2 separate regions of the Mus musculus genome follow, and region 1 is linked to region 2. Evidence: chromatin loops called from intact Hi-C (ENCODE). Cell type or tissue: left cerebral cortex. All regions are shown on one strand. Links, peaks and the distances in the headings refer to the core of each region. The heading gives the core; the rest is flanking DNA. Region 1 has its middle 96 kb from the start of Gm39220. Region 2 has its middle 9.6 kb from the start of Gm39220.

Region 1 (8,343 bases), core at 188-8,187, 86 kb before region 2:
TCTTCATTTGGAAGAATCATCCTTGGCTGCAATTCATTGCACTGGACTCCATTAATCACGGCCTGTTTTGTTCTTCCTGACAGTAATGAATAGAAACTGATAGAAACCAGCCGTCAGGCCATAGAAGAGGGGTGCACATGCCCTTTCCAAGGCACTGCTTAATTATCCTGTGTGCAAGGAATACCATATGCTGCCTATGTTGCAGTCCCCCTCCCCCGCTGCAATTTACTCTGGGTCACAACAGTATGCTGCCTCTCTCTCTCTCTCCCTCTCTCTCTCCCTCTCCCTCTCCCCCTTTCCTGCCCTCCACTCCTCTCTCCTTCACTCCTTCCCTTCCTCCCCTCACTTTTTCTTTAGATTGGGTCTCATATAGCCCAGGCTAATCTCAACTTCAAATATATACAGCTAAGGATGACCTTGACCTTCTGACACTCCTGGGATTACAGGCATGCATCCCTGCATCACGTTTGTGTGGTCTTTGGGAATAATCAACCCAGGGCTGCTTCCTACATACTAGGTAAGCAAGTAGTATCCTACCAACAGAGCCTGCCATTCTTACTTAAAAATTTTATTTATTTTTATATGTATAGGTGTTTTATTTTTCTGCACATATGTCTATACACTATCTGAGTGCAAGACCAACCAGCAGCGATCAGAAGAGAAGAGATCCCCTGGAAGTGAATTTACAGACAGTATGAATGGCTAGATAGGTGCTGGGAACTGAACCCTGGTCCTCTGGAAGAGCAGCCAGTGCTCTTAACTGCTAAGCCATCTTGCTCATTTTAAAAGCACATGCTTGCCTCTTCCTCTGCACATTTCAGAGAGAGATTTGACTTAGTTGTTCTTCCTTATAATTTTATTTTTATATTTATTATTTTTGTCTGTATTTACGGAGATCAGAAGACAACTTGTGGCAGCCAGTTTTCTCCTTCTCCCCCATGAGTTCCAGGTTGCCAGGCTTGTACAGCAAGAGCCTTTGCTCACAGAACCATTTCACTGGCCTGTAATTTAATTACTTTATTAATAATTTAAAATTGTATTTATTTGTATGTGCATTCATGAGTGAATATGTGTGTATGTGCACATGTAGCATGTGCTTGTACATGTGTATGCATATGCACATGCATATGTGTGTGCATGTATGCATGTGTCATGGTATGCATGTGGACGTGTTGGAGTTGGTTTTCTCCTTCTACCCTGTGACTCCTGGGGATGAAAGTCAGGCTGTCAAGCTTGGTGGCATCAGATCATGTTGATGACCATCATGTTGGCCCCATAATTTTGTTTTTGAATTTGGTGACTTTCTGATTCTCTCTTGTCTGCCTTCCTTTTGCGTTCTTGTTAAGTCAGTGACACCAGCTGTACTTCAAGGCTGGGGCTAGCTGGCGCTTAATGAACAGAAGACAGAAGGACTCCTCTCTATCAGAGTGAGGTATAACCACCTGGGTCAAGGCAGATAGCTGCTTCAAGCACATTGGAATCAAATGTCAAATATCAAGGCATTCTAGCTTCTAAAATTTGTGGTTGACTGCTGCTAAGGGTTTAGCTTAGTTGGTAGAGTATTTGCCTAGTGTACACAAAGCCCTGGGTTTCATACCCAGCACCACCTAAGTCAGGTACAGTGACACAAGCCTGTAATCCTAGCACTTAACTAGATAGTGATGACTAGCCTGGGCTACATGGGCCATCTCCTCCCACCCCCACCCAAAACAAAGCAGGATAAAATCTAAGATTTCCTTTTATTTGAAAATTAGGTTCGACGCTGCATCATTAGCCACTGTTGGCTATCAAGAGCATTCTAGTTATCAAATTATTTTATCCAGGAGTGGGAAGGTGTCTCCCTCACTCCAGCAAAGATCCTGACTCGCCTACGAATCTGAAACAAAGGCTCGCAAACTTTCTGGAAAGGACAGAAGGTATAGCGCAAGCTCATGGGGTTATTTAGCTTCAGTCTCTGGTGCTTAGACTGGCTTGCTGTATACAAAGATGCTCACGGACAAGGCAGAAAGGTGTGAGCATGGGTGTATGCCAACAATAGTCACAAAACAAGTAGGAGCCTGGAGATGGCCCACGGGTTGGGGCTTGTACAAGAAAGGAACAGAGAAGGCAATTGGAAGATGTAATTTCTAGGCAGAAGAAAAGGTTGAAAGACATCTTGAAAGATGTCAAAGGTAGACAGAACAGTATCAACAGTGAAGCCAGTCAAAGAGCTTTCCATTTCCCAAAGAATGGAGGGGACCAGCTCTGGGAGCTTCTGTGTGACAGGTGACAGGACATCAGCTATAATAACACATTCATAACACTGGCTGCACACCCTCTAGGAATGATCCAAACAGATTCCAGATAGTCTGTTCACAAATTCAGGGAGATACACATGTGTGTCTGTGGTGAGGTACGCAAATGAAAATGAAAGTATGTTTAATCCTTAAGGTTCTATACCTCAGCATCAGTTGACTCAAAACCATGGAAGTCTCCATTTTCTGAAATAGTGGTCTCGAATGTTTCTCTCCCTCTCCCTCTCCCTCTCCCTCTCCCTCTCCCTCTCCCTCTCCCTCTCCCTCTCCCTCTCCCTCTCCCTCTCCCTCTCCCTCTCCCTCTCCCTCTCCCTCTCCCTCTCCCTCTCCCTCTCCCTCTCCCTCTCCCTCTCCCCTCTCCCTCTACCCTCTCCCTCTCCCCTCTCCCTCTACCCTCTCCCTCTCCCTCTCCCTCTCCCTCTCCCTCTCCCTCTCCCTCTCCCTCTCCCTCTCCCTCTCACTCTCACTCTCCCTCTCCCTCTCCCTCTCCCTCTCCCTCTCCCTCTCCCTCTCTCCACAGATCCTTTGACAGATTGGTGGTGGGACTTTGGAGAACATTCAGAATTGGCTCCCCTGATTCTTCTTTTGGAGAAATGCATGTGGAATGACAGTATGTCTTTCCGTGATCTCAATGCCTCTGACTGCTCAAAACCAGCGTTCTCTCGAGACAGATATCTTGGACCACCCTTGCTGAACACAGAGGGAAATGGGTTGTCTCTAGGTGTGGATGCTGGGAATTTATCCTTTCATGGCTGTTGGGCAGCTGCTGTGCTGATGCTCTGGGGATTTTTTTCCTGATACTTTCATCAGGACTTTTCTAAGGAAGGAAGTTCTGTGTTTCCTCATTCAGCAGATTTTGGCCGTCTCTTGCCTCTGCTGCACATCATTCTCTATTTATCATTATTGATAAGAAACATCGATAGTGGCTAGGATTTCTTCTACTTCCCTCTGAGATGGGGTGTATGTCCAAGCTATAAAATATGAATTTGTAAAGACTGCTTAGAAATTTTCTTAGGTTAGTTATGAGACCTCTCAGGCTTCGACCACCAGGGATTGCCCATCAGGAAAAGTAATGGTAAAAAACGATTTTAAAAGATATCCTGACTTTGCCCTTCGCAAAAGTGTTTCTTAGCTAGGAGTTTATTCTAACTTTGCAATAACATTGTAACATATCCTCTGAGTTAATGCTTTGGGACCTCTGAGCTAGACTCTACAGGTCTGAAATCTTGTTTCCTAGTCTATTTTACATGAGATTTAAGTTACAGAAGTTTCTAGAACCATTTCTTTGTCCTGTGAAATCTATATAGCATTATATGTCAGAGGATCTGGGAAGTTGGATCAACTGAAATACTACATTGGCATTCTTAGGACAAAATGAGACTGCTAAAGGCAACCATGTTAATTGTGAACTAGGCAACCTGAATCTTCTCATCAATTACAACAGGGCAACTTCATCACTGAGAAGCACAGAAGGGTAGAAGGTATTGCAAGAGTTACCTTTTCTGTGGGAAACCATGCATGTGAAAACCACTACCAGCCACATGCTCTTTACTAACCATTCTGATATATTTAATATTTGGTCCTGATGTTGAGATAACCATTTACTCAGTAAAAGTACAGGCTAAAAATTTATTTCTCTGAAGACCCAATTCCAGAGTTGCCAGAATGTCTCTAGTCAGTTTATCCTGTATTCAATATCACATTATTCTAGGAAATTCTATCCATCCATCCATCTATCATCCATCCATCCATCCATCCACCCACCCATCCATCCATCATCTATCTTTTCATGCATCCATTCATCCATGCATGCATGCATCCATCCATCTGCCATCCACCATCCATGCATGTGTGCATCCATCTATCCTCCATCCACTTACCATCTCTCCTTGCATCTACTCATCCATCTATGCATCCATCCATGCATCCATCCATGCATCCATCTATGCATACATCTATGCATCCATCTATGCATCCATCTATGCATCTATGCATCCATCCATCCATCCATCCATCCATCCATCCATCCATCCATCCATCTATCCATCCATCCAAGAAATGCTGTTAAAAAGGACTTAACTTGCATAGGACATAACTTTTTCTGGTACTGAGGAGATGAAGACAATTAAAATGGTCTAAGAGACTCACAGATTTAAGAGGAGTCAGGCAGCTAAGAGGTCAGCAGAGCCGAATGAGAAATGCTTGGATATACAATTCACAGTTGAGGAGCAGATGGGCAGCTTTGACTATGAGCTAAACATGGCAAGGCAGCAGTAGGATAATCATGTGTGGCAACTTGACTGGGCCTCGTAGGGCCCAGATAATCAGTCAAACATTATCATAAGTGACCATGCAAAGAAGTGTTTAGATGAGGTTAACACTTGCCTGGGTAGGACTGAGGCAAGCAGACTGTCCTCCCCAGTGTGGGAGGCCAGGTCTAATCACCGAAAGGTCTGCATGCAACAGAAAGCCAGGCAAGAGGGAACTCTGCTAATAGACTACAAGTGATGGACTTGCTCTCCTGACCTCAGATTTGAGTTAAAATTTGAGTTTTCTGTTTTTTTTATTAACTAAATTTATTCCACTATGACTTCAACGTGTATATAATGCACTGATTACTCTCATCTCCACACCCTCTCTATCTCCCTCCCACCATCTTCCCTATAAATCTCTTCCCACATTGGAGTCTTTTTTTTCGTGACTGAGTTTCACCAAGGTTATTCATGTGACAGTAGGTGTGGAATGATCTCCTAGAGTCTGGCAGGCTTCCCAGTGGGTATACAACTAGAGACAATAATTCTCCCAGCATCCATTGCCAGTAGTTCCCCAGGGAAGGGTAGAGCCCCAGGAGCCCCTCCCCCATCCATGACTGACTGGTGACTGCCTAGTCTTATGCAGGCCCAGTGCAGGCAACTTCAGCTTCTATGAGTTCATGATTTCAATGATGGCATTGTGCTTAGAAGATAATGATTTACAACCCACCCCCCCCCCAACCCCTGCCCCCTGCCACCCAGATCTTACATTTTTTCTTATCTCCTCTTCTGAGACATCCCCTGAACCTTAGAAGTGGTGGTACAAATGCCTTGTTTGGGGCTGAATATACCGCAATCACTAAATTTCAGACCCTTAAGCAGCTGTGCATCTCTGCAGTCACACTGTCTTTTACTGCACAGAGAAACCAAGGCTAAGAGATCCAGGCATTGGTCTGTGATCAGAAATGAAAATATTTAGAAGGCAGTTTGACGTCATGTCAAATTAGCAAAACAATAGTGATTCCCTAGGGACTGTGACCTCCCTACTCATAGGATTTTGGCTGAGATTTTTGTATTTTGACTATAGTACAAGGTATGAATTTCCTCCTTTGGAGTGGGTCTCAAATCTACTCAGATGGAGTTTGGTATCTCTATATCAGCCATGCCAATACTGTACCAGAGAACATATCTGGCCCGGCAGATTATTATTGTAGATAAACTGTTAACTGTTAACTGTATTGTAGATAAACTTATAAGATAAACTGTTGCATAGATTGTTGAGTCTTCTCCTCCAGCAGCCAACATGGCTCCCCCTGTCACAGTGAACTAGATCTAGGGAGCAGAGAGGGAACTTGCAATTCAGTTCCAGCTTTATTTCTCTACATCCTTCATCCAAGATCTGTGGCATTTTCGGCAACGAGGTCTTGCCACCTGGTTCAGGAGGATAATGACAAGGTCTCTGTTGGTGCTGTTTTCAAGGCCTCTGGATTCTTTCTGACCAAGAGCTTATACAGAGGCATCCCATACCTGATACTGAGGTTTTCATTTGAGTACCCATGGCTGCTGGGATTAGTATTATCCACCCTAGTGTAGTGTATCTCCATTCAAAAGCTCTTAAAACCACAAAATAAGTAAGTTTCCGTATGTCTCCCCACAACCTTAATTTTAGCTCACCCTCCCATTTCTTTTACCCTTTTCCTTTCGTCATTTAAACCTTACCACCCCTCTATTGCTCCCCCTTTCATTTCACATGAGTTCTATTACATGCACCCCCGTTCAGGCATCTCTTCCCTCACGGCCCCTATCTTGCTTCCTGGTCTCTACAGACACTCAAAAGATAATTTCAAAACTATGATCCACATATGAGAGAGAACACATGGAATTTATCTTTGCTGGGGGGGGGGCAGGGGCTGGGTTACCTCACTCAGAATATATTGTTTTGAGTTCTATTTTCCTGCAGTTTTCATAACTGAGTCTATTATTTAAATGTACCACATTTTCAACATCCATTCACCAGTTGATGGAGATCTAGGCTGATTCCATTTCTCAGCTACTGTGAAGAGGGCAGCAAGGAACATGGTGTGTGTGGCTCTCTATTGTAAGATAATTGTGGTTCTTTTCCTGTGTCTTTATCTGTGTTGGGTATTTATGTGGTACTGGCTTTGGGAATATTCTTTCTTTTTTAATTTCACAGAATAATCTTAGAAGTACTGGTTTTGGTTCTTTAAAGGTCTTGAGAATTTTGCTGTAAATCTGTTTGGACATAGATTTTTCTTTGGGGGAGGGGAGAGTTTTTTCTTTTTACTACTGCTTTGATCTCATTTCTTGTTGTTATTGATCTGTTCTTCATTTATCTTTGGCATGCCATGCATATCTAGAAATATATCCTTTTCTTTTAGATCTTTCGACTTAGTGGAATAGGTTTTTTTTTTTTATATATAGCATTTCATTATTTTCTGAATTTCACTGGTGTCTGTGATCACGTCCCCACTTTCATCTTGAATTTTTTTACTTTTGGTCTTCCCTCTTTCTTCTGCTTAAATCAGCTATGGATTTGTCAATCCTGTTTTGCTTTTTAAATAAACCAACTCTTTGTTTAATTGATTCTTTGTATTTTTTCCCATTCCAATTTCATTAATTTCTGCCTTGGTACTAATTATTATTTTTTCTACTACTCTGGTGCTTGGAAGGAAGCTATGTTTGCCACTATACTACCAGCATTGGGCTGCTTTGGAATTTAGTTGCTTTTCATTTTTTGAAAGCTTTAGGGTGCATCATTATGCTATTTATTTGAGTTATCTCTGATTTAGATTTTTGTTTCATATATTAATGATCTGTCTCTGTCTCTGTCTATCTCTCTCTGTATGTGTGTGTCTCCATGCCACAGAGCATGTGTAGAGATCAGAATGCAACTTGGAGGGGTCGTTTCTTTCTTTCTACTCTGTGGATGCTGGGAATCAAGCTCAGGGCACCTGGCTTGGTGGTGGGTGACTTTACCTGCAGATCCATCATGCACTAAATTTTACTTTTATTTTTATCATGTTATGTACATATGTGTTTTGTTTCCATGTGTGTTTGTGCACCATGAGTGTGCAGTGACCCAGAGGCTAGAGGAAGGCTTTGGATAACTGAAAACTGGAGTTACAGATAGATTTGAGCTGCTACATGGGTGTGAGGAATCAAACCCAGGTCCTCTGGAAGACCAGCCAGTGATCTTAAGTGCTGATCCATCTCTCTAGTCCCCCAGGTTTTAAAAATGTAGTCATTTAGAGCTAAAGACTTTCCTCTTTGGACTGCCTTCACTGTATGTCACAGGTTTTGGTATGCCCTGCTTTCATTTTTACCCAATCTCAGGAATTTTTAAAATGTACTTCTTGATTTCTTCAGTCTCTCACTTATTATCCAATAATGTGCTGTCTGTGCCCTATGAGCTCTGGTTTCTCTCCCTCCCTGGTGTTTCTTTTATTTTTAATTTCTAGCTTTATTCCATGGTGGTCAGATAGGATATCAGACATTATTTTCACTTTCAATATTTTTTGAGACTTGCTTTGTGTCTCCAAATTGGTCTATTATAGAGAATATTCCATGGGATGCTGAAAAAAAATGTACATTTTGTAGTGTTGGGTAGGATGTTCTGTAGTATCTGTTAGGTCCATTTGATTTATTTTTTATTTTATTTTATTGCAATTTTAAACAGTTTATTATTATTTATTAAGATGTGGTTTCTCTATGTAACCCTAGCAGATCCAGTTGTTTTTTTTTAAAGATTTATTTATTTATTTATTTATTTATTTATT
Region 2 (8,343 bases), core at 11-8,010:
CATTTAGTGGCTCACCTTGACATGCGTACAGAAGCCCAGTATTTGGTTGACGGTCCATTTCAAACCACCCAGTGTGCTCATTGAGAACTACGTTGCTCTGACAATTTGTGACCCAAACCTTTTATTCAGAAGAAAGAGTCAGATCTGCTGTGCCTGGGTGTGTGACTTGAACAAGCCAGTCTTGGAACTACTTCTTCCTGTGCATCTGAGAGGGACAGAAACACAAATTTGTCAAGGCAGCGCCTCTCAAACTCTGATGTGCTACCCTAAGTATAGGCTACGGTCCAGAAGCAAGGAAGAAGAGAGCTTATTAGAAATGCAGACTTTACCTGAGGTTTTGTGGGTTTCCCCCTATATTGTGGTCTGGGACCATGTTAAAATACAGATTCTATCTTAGTAGACCCAGAAAAAGACCTGAGATTATGTCTTCTGACCTACCAGGTGATGCTGCACTGCCTTTCCACCAGCCACACAGAAGCAATAAGGCTCCGGCAACCCCTTTACATGCCTATCATAATAGTAGACAGTATTTGTGGTTACTTGGCCTGAGCTAGGCATTATGTATGTCTCATCTCATATCTTATCCGAATTATCCTCAAAGAAGGGATGCTTCCAGCAACACCTACACTTTTGATAGCAAACCCAATCTTCTTGGATATAGGCAGCTAGGCCAAGGTCATATGGGTTAGAGCTGAACCAGTTGCTCATATGGCTCCCAGCATTTCTGTATTCTCAAATAACATAGAGTTTTTGGAAAATGCTAAAACAGTTCTATGTACTTCTGGATAAAGTAGGCTGATTCCATGGAACAGGATGCTAGCACGGTCAATCTGAGTGAGACTAGTTCTAGGTTTTCTTTTCCTGCAAGTTGGCCAGCCCATTCTTGCCCCTCTTGCTGCTGGTCTCTTTGTCTACATAGCTTCACATTTGCCTTCCTGTATATATTTTAAAGTCTAGACTCCGCAGATGAGAGGAAGCACTAGATTCATCTTTGCTTCCCCCACCTCCTCCATTCTCCTTCCCACAAGTCTCCACCTCCCCCCACGTAGTCCTATGCTGCTTGCCTGGCTCATACATGCATTGTCTAGATTTTGCACGCGTGCCTCATATTCTCAAGTAGAAAACAACTACCCATGAAGGTCAACTCCCCAATGGTTATTCTCTCTACCAAAGTGCCAATCCCATCGGGAAGGAACATGTACGTTTGAAAATCTGAAAACATAAAGAAAGAGGAAATCAGGGAGCCTGAAAAGTCTGAACTGTATCCATTGCACCAGACTCTGAGAGGACAAACCTCCTTTTGGGAAGACAGAATTACTAGTTTTCTCTGTTTGCTCCACCTAATTAGCCTAACCCTCAAAAGAGTCTGTCTAGGGCAGCTAAAACTTTAGGAAGACAAAAAAGCACAAAGGCTCATTTTGATGAAAAGATTGAACTCCAAATGGTTGTTTGGGGACCTAGCTTAGACTTCTGGCTGGAATTCAAGATGCTATGCTTTTGCCTTACATATTTAATATCGTGCTCCACTTCCCAAGTCTTCTTTGATGGATTTTTTTTATTTGGGTGTCTAGGTATTTCTTCCTCCTCTAAATGCTTATTTCTCTACACAGATACACGTGGGAGGATATTTAATTAGTATTGAAAATGTTTTGAGCGTGTTAAGTAGATTCTAAGTGGTAAGTATCATGATCTTTAAATGCTACAATAAGCATTTAATACATGTCTAATTCACTGATGAGTGCTAGGAATGTCTTTGACAAATTCTTAATAAACTGCTCAAAAGAGCCCCTTAGAAAGCATCATTTCACACCACATAACTCTACCTCTGATATTTTTCAACCTTCTCTGTCTGCAGAAATAGGAAATTCTCTTGAACATTTTTCTTAACTGTTTCTGATTTACAGGCTCTGGCAGAAACTCCCAGGGACTTGTTGCAATATACTGTAAATGAAATCTGCTAGCTCTACAATCTGAAAAGTGAAGGTTGTGGTCTCTAAGTTTTCAAAAGCAGCCCATTTCACCTAGACAGTGAGTTATGGGATCCATAAGTACACAGAAAGCGTGAGTCCTCTTCTTGGCATGTGTCTTCAAGGGAAAAGCTGCATGCATCTTTCTAAGACTCTCACAGTGCACATGTCATCTGGAGGGCATTAGTACAAGATTTGCGGCAATTTAGTTCATTGCTGGTGTTAAGGGCAGCAGTGCTTTTTAGCATCAAAAGGACTCAATAAATTCTGCCTATGCCCAGATCTCAAACTTTGCAATTAAATTTGAGCGTAAGTGAAAGATATTTTGAAAATTAATTATATTTTAAAAGACATTAATTTAAGGAAGTCTATGGCAGTAGATCAACTCTTAAATTATTTGAATGTGGGAAAGAATAACACTGAGTTTGGCAGGATCATTTATTTCCTATTACATGCCCCAAGCTAGATGTTCTAACCACAAGTTTTGATAGTAAGCATTTAATTTCAGTGTTCTTTATCTGCAGCAAAATATTTGAAAAGAAGAAAGATACTTAAATTATGGAAAAGGAGAGACAGAGAGGTTACGTACATTGAACATGCTCATAACTGATAATGAGGGTATACAGCTTACTTGGTCAAAATGTAGCCTTTTGATTTTTGAATAATTTTAGATTTATAGAAAATTTACTACAATAATACAAATTCTCATATATGCAAAACTTTCTCCCACAAATGCTAATCTACCAGATAACAAACTTTGTATTTGTTGAAATTAAGAAATTAGAAACTCCAGACTTTAGTTTGATTTCATCTGGCTACCTTTTCTTTTACTAGTGCTTTTTCCTGACCCAGGATCTTATTCAAGGTATTATATTGTTGCTGGGGATATAGCTCAGTGGCAAAGTGCTTGGCCAGCATGCTTAAGTTGTAGGCTCAAACTTGTGCCCGGACAAAATACTAACCAACCAAATAAAAACAAGATACTGTATCACACTTAGTTGTTATATCCCCTTTCTGGTTTCCTTTCTTTCTTTCTTTCTTTCTTTCTTTCTTTCTTTCTTTCTTTCTTTCTTTCTTTCTTTCTTTCTTTCTTTCTTTCTTTCTTTCTTTCTTTTTTTAAAAGATTTATTTATTTTATATATGTGAGGACACTGTCACTATCTTCAGACACACCAGAAGAGGGCATCGGATCCCATTACAGATGGTTGTGAGCTACCATGAAGTTGCTGGGAATTGGACTCAGGACCTCTGGAAGAGCAGTCAGAGCTCTTAACCATTGAGACATCTCTCCAGCCCCCCTTTCTGTTTTCTGATATGTAAGAGTTTCACATCTTTCTACTTTCTTTTTGGTGACAGCTTTGAAGTTTACTATTGTGGTATTTTGTTTTGTTTTCTCATGATTACACTGGAGTTATGGGTGTTGGAGAAAAATATCACAAAAGTGAAATGTTTTTCTGGTGTCACGTGTAATCCCACTGTCATATCACCAGTCTTTCAGTGTAGCTTGTTATCTGCAATGTTGACCTCCTGCCAGGTTTCTAAGATCACATTTTGGATCAGTGAAGGAGTGAAACTATTAATTAGTGCTGTATGCTGTGAGCATAGGTTTAGCTAATAGTGACTCAGCAGTTGTTTGACATCCTTGATTTTTACCTAAAGTCACCACTTTTTGTAGACAAAGAAACAGGTTCAGTTTGCAGAGCTTTGTAGCACTGTATTTGTGGTCTAGTCATTATCGTTAAAAAGTTAAACCAAAGAATTTTATGAGTACATAGAATATATACAAGGATCCTTTTGTTTTTCTCAACTAATAGACTGGAAGCTTATTGGTCCTTAGGTGATATTTAAGAAATTTCAACCAGTAGATGTCTCAACAGGTCAAGTGCTTACTTGCAAGCTTGATGACCTGAATTCAGTCCCTGGGACCCACACAATGGAAAGGAGAACTGACTCTAGCAATTGGTCCTCTGATCTCGACATGTGTTTCACAGCATGTTCAAAATGCAAAGGCTGCAAAATAAACACCTAACCACAGATACAGAAGAATCAGCGAGGTTGAGCAAAATCCTCAGATGCCCGGATTATCACCATTATTGCCTCAAGCACGGGGACCTGAGGTTGAAGACCCATCTCCGAATCTTTAATATCCTAAAACCCTGCTTGTATCTGCTGACATCCTTATTAAGTCACAAAAGCTGAAGTACCTACAAGCCACCTATAGGAGACCACAAAATGAGTCCTTTTCAATACAGAGCCTCATGAAAGAAAGTTTTCTATCCCACTAAACCATGTTTAGTTTTTATGGATTGTTTTCCCACAAATTGTAGGCTTTCAAAAATCTACTCATGTGAGAATTGTAGGTAGGTAGTTCTCATGCTTTGATTTAATCGGGGATCTGTGTTTACTGACACAAAAGGTCCTTGCCCTCAACTGGTTTTTGATCTATCAGTAAAGGTGTTAATAGCCAATGGCTGAGCATGGGAGTTGTATGGGTAGGATGCAAGGAGAATCAGAGATGGGGAAGAAAGGGACAGAGTAGCCACAGGAGAAAAGCCAACCACCATGTGGCTTCTTCCCCAACTGGTCAAGGGAAGGTTTAGGTATCCCCAGACATTTAAGTTAGCCAAGACATTTTAAGAATAATTGGTGTGTGTGTGTGTGTGTGTGTATGTGTGTGTGTGTGTGTGTGTGTGTGTGTGTGTGTGTGTGTGTGTGTGTGTGTGTGTTTTCTATTCATGGATCTGAGATAGCCCCTGGACAGATGCATGCATGGGACCAGCCAAGAACACAAAGCGGTATAGGCCAAACTACATGCTACAAAGAACAATGTAGAAAGTAACAGCCATTTATTTATTGTTTGCTGGCTTCACATCAGCAAATGAAACATCCATGATTCCAGACCAAGTGCAGCTTATAACCTGGTACAAGGAGACAGTGCAAAATAAATCAAAATAATTGTGCAAAGCATTGGAGAGCATGGTAATGAAGAAGCCCAGGGAAGACTTAGTGGAGAAAGAGATGTCATACTGAGAAGATTATTTGTGAAATGTCCAATCAGAGAGGTCTATTTGTACATAGGCCTTAAGAGAAAAGAACTGGAAAACACATAAAGCTGGATTTTAGCAGCCAGTGGAGCAGAGTGCTGGATCCTACCTGTATCCATGAGATACTTTTTCAGCAACCCTGAGTCCAGGATGGCTTTTTCTGGCATACTACATCATCAGACTGGGCATGTGTGGTGGTTTCAATATGCTTGGCCCAGGGAATGGCATTATTAGGAGGTGTGGTCTTGTAGAAGTAGGTGTATCACAGTGGGAGGTGGGCTTGGAGACCCTCCTCCTAGTTGACTGGAAGTCAGGCTTATTCTGACTGGCTTTGGATCAAGATGTAGAACTCTCAGCTCCTTCAGCACCATGTCTGCCCACACACTGCCATGCTTCCTGCCTTGATGATAACAGACTGAACCTCTGAAAGTGTAAGCCAGCCCCTATTAAATGTTGTCCCTTATAAGAATTGCCTTGGTCATGCTGTCTCTTCACAGCAATGGAAACCCTAACTAAGACAACATGGCAAGATTGTGGGAGTCCATGAGTTTCTGTGAATGGGGGCTATCCTTCAGTGGGATAACTCAAGGCAGGCTGAGTACTTTTTGCTGTATACCAGGAGACCTCTGTGGGATCAAACTTTGATTGCTCATCGTGACAAGCTCCTCAATAACACACTCTATCCTGGTTTCCTTCCATTGTCACCTCCTCATTCCCTTATTAGTTTCTTCTCACTCAAATGTCTTGGACTCAAATCCTTGTCTCCAACTCTTATTGGGATGAATCGAGTCTGAAACAGATGGGAAAGGATGAAGGAAGCTGTATAGGAAAAGCTAGAACCCTGGGTGGGCGAGGCTTTGGCAGGCTTGGAGTTTGGTTTCATTGTAAGGCTCAGACACAAGTACAGGCTTCTAGAAAGGAACGACTTGACTGACCTTAGTCTTCAAAGGGATGCTCGAAAACCAGGCTACCGGGATCTAGAAGACATCCCAGTGACAAGATGTGTGAACTCTTTAAACAAACAAGATCCACAGAATTAGTCATCTGCTCATGGCCACACAGTAGACCAGATCTGCCTCTACTGCTCACTGTCTTGTGACCATGCTCTCCTAATATCCAGGACTCAGTAAAGGCTCCCCCCCCCATATGTTTATGGTGGCTTTGATAACAGCATAGAGCAATTTCAACCAACCCAGAATTGTCTAAGGAGTGCAAAGAGAATTTTGAATTCAACATTGCGCTGTAGAGGAATGCACCAGATAATTACCATAACATGTTAGACAGCTGAAATTGTAGGAGAGAGAAGCAGTTAAGACACTGGCCTAGTTATTAAGTGTTAAAGACACCGAGGGGGTTTTTTGCTTCATTGTTAAGTACCAGGATAGGGCATGCTAACCGTTTGCAAATATTTGTAAAGGTGCAGAAAGAGAGTAGAGAGAGAAATTACTTAGCTTTAGAACTGTAAGGGAAGCTTGAAGTAATGAGGCGGAACAAAAAGGGAAATAGTATTAGCTGGAGAGTGGGAAGCAGGGTCTCTGGGACGAGAACCAGTCAATTGTATTTACACACAAACCCAATTGTCTCTGCGAGCCTTATGCAATGTTTGGGAGGAAAAAAAAAACCCACGGTGTTCGAAAGCTTGATGGCAGCCAAGTCTCCTGCATGTCTTGAAGCTATTTTCTCGTATCCTCCCACTTTTCAGACACATTTACTGTGTATGTGAAACACAATTATTTTACAGCAGTAGGATGTGTCGTGCAGTTTGATGTTTTTCTGACTAAGCCAAATTTCTCTCTCATGAAGCAGAGTGGCTAAATAATTGGACTACAGACCAACTGTTCTCTAATTATACCCCTCCCCGGGTGTGCAGCATCAAACGAGAATGCATTACCATCGGTAATGACTTTTACAGTTTTTAACATTTGGAAAAATTTGTACTCTGTGTGTGTGTGTGTGTGTGTGTGTGTGTGTGTGTTGGGTGGGGGTGTATTGAGAATTGATCCCAGAACCTTGCACATGCTAAGCAAGCATCCCATCACCGAGTCACATCCCGCCTTAGCCCCTCTAATATTTGCATAATTTTGAACTTCAAAGCAGCCACACAACTGAATAGGAACTTGAAGATACATTTTTCTGCTGTGGCCTTGGACAGTTGCACTTACAAAGAAACAACAAAAATGAATGAAAGCAGACCCTGGCCTCTGTTTTATATCAATGTTACCAGTTGATCCTGAAGTAGCTATTGTTGAGTATGATTCTTTGCTAATCAAGATCTTTTTTTAAAAATTTGTTTGGATCACTCAGGTCCAGCAGGAACCATTTCATAGCCTGCTAGAGTAACTGCAACTCACCCACCAAAGGAAAGCTACTGTCAGTCCTTATCATGGGGTAGGACCTCTGAGGACAGAATGCTACAGATTGGGCTACAGGAGTTCCGACTTGCTGGCTGGCCCCCTTCTCTGTGTTGTTTGAAGTGTCATCATTGAAAATAACTTCTTAGCGCACTGTTTGCTTTGTCTTCCATTAGGAGCCAGCCAAATAGCAGCCATAATTATGCCTCCTCGAGATGATGTTGGTTTGATGGAGGGCTGGGCTGAAAATTTCGTCTGCATTATCATCTGAAAAAGGCACAGAAAGAGCCCTGTCTTCAAATCACAGAGCGAACCCCGGACCCAAGCGATTCTAAATGAACCAACAAAGTGCAAAAAAGACAAGCATTCGCATTTGACCGCAGATCCATCAGAATATCACTTTGATGAAGTCAAACACATTTATCATTGGCACCAGGAACGACTTTTCAGATCTTCTTGGTTAGGGCTGTTGTAGTTGTAAGGGGCAGAGGTCCATACAAGCTAGCATGAATAAGAAAAGGAATTTATTGCAAGAGTATGAGTGTATGTTTGAAATCCTTGGTGGGCTGGGACAGGAAAAAATACCACCAACCCAGGTACCTGGCTTTTCTGCCTTTCTCTGTCACTCCCTGGAGGGAAATTAGCTCTCCTTCCTTCTTAGTGTTGACCTCACTGCCTCTGTTTCTAACCACCTCATGTAGCCACAGCAGCACTTGGCAGTTATAATTCAGCTAAATTCTGGAGCTGATGGGGCCAGTCTGATGAGCTCAGTTGTCTTGAACAGACAAGTTTGTGATTTCAATATGGTTGTCAGGCATTGAGCCTAAGGGATTGTGTAGATTCCAAAGAGTTTGCTACACTTACTGTCAGGTGATAGCTCATGGATTCATTCATTCATTCAACAAGTATTTATTTGAGTGTCACGTGTTAGGCATTGTGGGTAGGAGATAAAAGAAAGATGTACTGAAGAACAAAGCAGAC

Evidence for each region. A loop is a pair of places that touch in the nucleus more often than their neighbours do. Peaks named below come from ENCODE experiments on the same cell type or tissue, not always from the same donor. Only the 100,000 strongest peaks of a DNase experiment are listed, where the experiment ranks them.
Region 1: it touches region 2 in a loop (2.2-fold over the local background); 4 of 42 quality-filtered maps call a loop at or near these places.

What each region holds. Positions count from the first base shown.
Region 1 is chr8:90,627,769-90,636,111 of GRCm38, reverse strand. No RefSeq gene overlaps it. Among named protein-coding and RNA genes, the nearest start is that of Gm39220, 96 kb to the right of the region's middle. In left cerebral cortex, for the core only: no CTCF peak of the experiment used is centred there; a DNase peak (open chromatin) is centred at 5,075.
Region 2 is chr8:90,541,264-90,549,606 of GRCm38, reverse strand. No RefSeq gene overlaps it. Among named protein-coding and RNA genes, the nearest start is that of Gm39220, 9.6 kb to the right of the region's middle. In left cerebral cortex, for the core only: a CTCF peak has its summit at 4,193; DNase peaks (open chromatin) are centred at 5,912 and 6,717.